2 separate regions of the Homo sapiens genome follow, and region 1 is linked to region 2. A link is an interaction called in ENCODE POLR2A ChIA-PET data of the cell type or tissue named here. Cell type or tissue: GM12878. All regions are shown on one strand.

Region 1 (2,500 bases), 540 kb after region 2:
ATGGTGAGAATTGGGAGAGATGGCAGAAGGCCTGGGGAAGAGTGGGGATGCTGGGAAAGCCTCCTGGTGAGAAAGCTCAGGCCACAGCTGGGCCAGGGACATCCACAGCAGTCTCCAGGCTCTGACACCCCCTCCCCAACCCTGACTCCCTCCCAGGGGAGAGAATAACTTGGCTCCAAAGCTGAGGCCAGAATATAAGCCAGAGACCTGCTGACCTGACCCCCCCACCCTGGAATCTACTGAATCTGGGGCCAGGAGCAAGGAAGGGCTGACCCCAAACTGAACAAATCAAAAAGCCAAGTTCCCCTCTGAGCCCTGCAATTTTTTTTTCTTTTGGACCAAATAAGGAAGGAGCACCTGTTACTTTATAATCATACTGTAGGACAGCCTCGAGTTGAAAGCCATGGGATCTGGAGTCTTGAAAACGCGGTTCAAGCTCCTATCTTTTCTATTTCCAAACTCAGTGTCCTAGAGCAACTCACTCACTTTCCCCAAGCTTCAGTTTTTCTATCTATGAAATAGACAATGATACTCCTGTTAAGAGGGCGCTTGTAAGGATTTGGGGGACCAGAGGTTAAATTCGCTTCATTTTAGTTCACCTACGTTACTTATGTTTTGTTACATGTCTTAAGTTATGGTTTTAATAATCCCCCCACTCAAAAATAAACAAGATTAAAAGAATAATGAAAATAGTTAATAATAAGTGTCAACATTTATGGGCACTGATTTTGTGCTGTTTCAAGTGCTTTATACACATTAACTCATTTATCTTCATAAAAAGCCTATGAAGCCATTATACAGATGAGGAAACAGGCTCAGAGAGGCTAAGCATGTTGTTCAAGGTCACACAGCATGGAAGAGGCAAGCCGACTGACTCCAGAGCCTTAGCTTTGTGCCAGTCAGAATGGAAAAGAACTCCAAAAGACACCAACCTGGTTTATTCAAGTGCTGGCATGTAAGGATAAGGAAAAGCAGCCATCAGTTTGAATGACAGGCGATGGGTCCGGAGTAATTAGCCAAATGTATGAAGATTTCACCATTTCTAAACCATCCTGTTATATGACCACACATACCATCTTCATGGAAGTGCAGTAGCATCACCATGACAACTACTTTTGTGTTTTTACCTCTAATGTAATCGATTGTATTTTAAAATATTTTTAAATGAATAAAAGCTTTTGAATTTAATGTTTTAAGTAGGTAATACTTTCACCTGGTTAAAAACTCAAAAAGCTCGAGAGGCATAAAGTGAAAGGCCTCCTTCTCACCCCGGCCCCTGCCATCCTCTTCTCACAGTCAGCCAATGTTGCTAGTTTTGTGGGGAGGGGAAGAACTGATACTTTTTGAAAGTAGAAAGAGTGTGCTTGATTTGTTCTGAGGTCACAAGCCATAAAGCCCACCTTACTCTGGTTGATTTCTTCAGGTCGGCCTCAGCCTGATTTCCTGTACCCTTTGAGGCACTGCTGCTTCCTGCAGGTGATGGTTAGTCCCTTAGGGAGATGGTCAGTCCCTTCTCCCTCTGAACTTTCCCCTGAGGCACCCCCTTCAGTACCCGCTATGCTCCTGACCACATTCTCTCTGGCCTCTAGGCCTGACTGGTTCTCCATCCCCCAGAACCTGCAGAGCCTGTAAATGCCAGAGAAATCTCATCATCTCACACAGCTGATGTGGTAGAGGTGGACCCAGAGGTCACACCTGGGTGGCTTCAGGCTATATCTAGCCTATGAGATTTTTTGTTCTTTTTTGGTCTGCACAGTGATGTCAGAATTGGAAATCTTCACCTGAAAGTCCAATTTTCTGATTTCACTTGAAATATTGGCAGACTCAGCCACACTGAACCCATACTGATGCATGATGATGACAGCTGGAGCTGAGCAGCAGTTGCTCCCTTGAGAAGGAGCACAAGCTCTCTGGGTTGTATGGTCCCCGCCACTCTGGGTTGGTTAACATGGTAGGCAGGATCATAGTCACCTCCAAAGATGTCTGTGTCCTAATCCCTATAATTTGTGAATGTACTGTTACACGGCAAGTGGGAATTAAGTTTGCAGATGGAATGAAGGTTGCTATGCAGGATTATCTAGGTGGGTCCAATGGAATCAGAAGGGTCCTTAAAAGTGGGAGAGGGCAGCAGAAAAGAGTCAGAGAAAGAGAGGCAACCACGAAAACAGGGTCAGAGAGATGCCATGTTGCTGGCTTTGAAAATGAAGGAAGGGGTCACAACCCAAGGAATGTTGGCAGCCTCCAGAAGCTGGAAAAGGCAAGGAAATCAATTATCTTCCAGATTCTCCGAAAGGGAAGTCCCTGCAAACACCCTGATTTTAGCCCAGTGAGATCAGGTTGGTTTGAGAGCATAAACTTAAGTTGTTTTAAGTGACTAAGTTTGTAGTCATTTTGTTATAGCAGCAATAGAGAAGTAATACAGTTAATATGGGCCCTTGTAGGTCTCCAGGGATGGGGGAGTGGGGCACAGCTGTGAGAGCTGTTGTAAGTGTGCAAGACT
Region 2 (2,500 bases):
TTGAAGGTTTCTAGTTTCAGTAGTATATTACCTTTGGGGCTAATGTCCCAGGCAAATGTAGCTGCCTTTTTACTTTACACCTCTCGTTATTCATTTTTCTTCTTCCTCTTTCTAGTCTTATACATTTAGCTCTCTTCCTTCTGTTCTTACCTCCAACCTTTCCCTTCACCCTGTGCTCTTTTCTTCTGTGTTCTTTTTGGTTCTTACCTTTCTTCTACCTTTGCTGTAGACCTGCTAATGAGATACTTGGGGATAACCCTTTTAATGTCTGCGGTGGCTCAAGAGTGGGCTGACTTCTTAGTTCAAGGGCTCTAAGTACTACGCATTGATGATCTGATATCTCAGATGCTGCCTCACCTTTTTTGTGTGGTTGTGTCTCCAGTAAATAATTGATTTACCATAGGTTCCAAGTTGATAAACGTTTCTTTGAAAATTTTAAACCATGTGTTGGTGTTGCTGTTTGCTTTTTTCTGAAAGCTTTTTTTTTTTTTTAATTTCATAAACGTCAGGTATTGTTCCCACAAAAAGTAAACGTCTTAGCAAAAGGATTTAGGATTTGGGAGCTGTCTTTATTGTGTTGTAGTTAATTATAATGCAGTGGTTTAGTTTAAGTTATCTTTGTTTTTGGGGGGACGTTAAAATTTTAAGTTGAGGATATCTTCAATGCTTAGAAATGTGCTGATAACAGCCAGAACTTACTAATATATTATTTGTGGTTATGAAAATAGTGATTCTTCCTTTAAAACAACTTAATGTTTTTTTTGAAAATTTCTGGGGTGAATTAGGGATGTACTTTCCCTAGAAAAAAGTGTCAACTTACTAGCCTAAACTACTTATGTAGTTTAGCAATAGATTGGACCCTGATGGTGAATCATAAAATATTATCAGGTGAGTTAAATATTTGGACACTGTGCAGGGTTTCTAAGTCTTTTGTCTTTCACAAGAGTTTTTAGTCAAAAATTGAACGGAAGCATTGCTATATGACTATATTAAAAGCTTGAGAGAAGATATAGGTTTGTTTCGTTTTGATATTTTTGGAGACGGAGTCTCGCTCTGTCGCCCAGGCTGGAGTGCAGTGGCATGATCTCGGCTCACTGCAACCCCTGCCTCCCGGGTTAAGCAATTCTCCTGCCTCAGCCCCCTGAGTAGCTGATTACAGATGTGCGTCACCACGCCCAGCTAATTTTTGCATTTTTAGTAGAGACAGGGTTTCACCATGTTGGCCCACCTTGGCCTCCCAAAGTGCTGGGATTACAGGCATGAGCCACCATGCCTGGCCTGTGGGTTTGTTTCTCTACCAAACCTTTTCTTGTTCTCAGTCTTTTTAAAAGGCAATCACTAGAAATTATTCTGTCAAAAAATATAGGTTAGGGCCAGGCGCGGTGGCTCCCAGCACTTTGAGAGGCTGAGGCAAGCGGATCACCTGAGGTCAGGAGTTCGAGACCAGCATGGCCAACATAGTGAAACTCTGTCTCTACTAAAAATAGAAAAATTAGCCAGGTGTAGTGGCACGTGCCTGTAATCCCAGCTACTTGGGAGGCTGAGGCAGGAGAATTGCTTGAACCCGGGAGGCAGAGGTTGCAGTGATCTGAGATTGTGCCACTGCACTCCAGTCTTTGTGAGAGCAAGACTCCGCCTTAAAAAAAAATCCAAAAAACAAAACAAAACAAAAAAGTAAGGTTTGCATACATTTCATTCTTACCAACTTTTAAATTTGTTTAGAAATTTTTGCTTTGCTTTCTGCAGTGTGTTAATCTTAACAGGAAGTAAATATTTTGTTAATTATGAAAGCACAAGGTATTCTGAAGTCAGTGGGTCAAATTGACTGAATAAGGTTCCTCTGGGAGAGTACTGAGAGGAAGCCAGAATGGTGGGAGCCATATTGTGAATAGCCTTGGTTGACTAAGCCAGGCTAAGGAATTTGAGCATTAGGAGTGTCAGCGGTAGCCCTGAGGTTTTTTGAGCAAGGGGGGTTACACTGAAATATGTTTTTGGAAAGACCAATCTCATGCTAAGCGTGAACTAAAGGAGTAAAGAAGCTGAGATTGGAGAGATAATTTAGGCTATTGGTCAATGGAAAAATGTTCTTAATATCAAAGTTGAATTTTTATGGAAAGAAAAAGTTTGGGTGTTTTTGTCTGATTGCACTTATATAATTGGAAGGAAGTTCTCTCTGTTGACCTAAATATTGTTTTTAGATTTATCAATTTTTGACCGTAAGTTAATGTGATATTGTAGTCCTATGGTAGTCAAAATGGGTAAATAATGGATTTTTCATACCAAATATTACTGTTTATATTTAAAAACTACCTCATTTTGTTTTCCTAAATATTTCCATGCATTTTTATACTTACTATACTTTTGAATATATTTGTTTTAACACATGATGGTTTTATTTGGTTTCCTAGTACCTTTTCTGTGAAGATGAAAGTTTTTTTAGGTCATGCCAACTAAACTTGACAGGTTGTCTTTGGAATTGAGTGTGTTTGGTTACTAGCAG

Evidence for each region. Peaks named below come from ENCODE experiments on the same cell type or tissue, not always from the same donor. Only the 100,000 strongest peaks of a DNase experiment are listed, where the experiment ranks them.
Region 1: POLR2A ChIA-PET joins it to region 2 with 7 read pairs; 2 of 35 experiments call an interaction of 5 or more read pairs at or near these places.

Annotation. Positions count from the first base shown.
Region 1 is chr1:23,572,957-23,575,456 of GRCh38, forward strand. It overlaps LOC124903876 (a long non-coding RNA gene), which reads left to right. Exons shown (of 3, transcript XR_007065537.1): 3 at 1-744. Among named protein-coding and RNA genes, the nearest start is that of ID3, 15 kb to the left of the region's middle. RefSeq lists an enhancer at 1,801-1,890. In GM12878, no CTCF peak of the experiment used is centred here; a DNase peak (open chromatin) is centred at 1,555; H3K27ac peaks cover 1,980 bases.
Region 2 is chr1:23,031,881-23,034,380 of GRCh38, forward strand. All of the region lies in intron 2 of KDM1A (lysine demethylase 1A), which reads left to right. Among named protein-coding and RNA genes, the nearest start is that of MIR3115, 11 kb to the right of the region's middle. RefSeq lists an enhancer at 1,299-1,348. In GM12878, no CTCF peak of the experiment used is centred here; a DNase peak (open chromatin) is centred at 1,041; H3K4me3 peaks cover 1,329 bases; H3K27ac peaks cover 2,203 bases.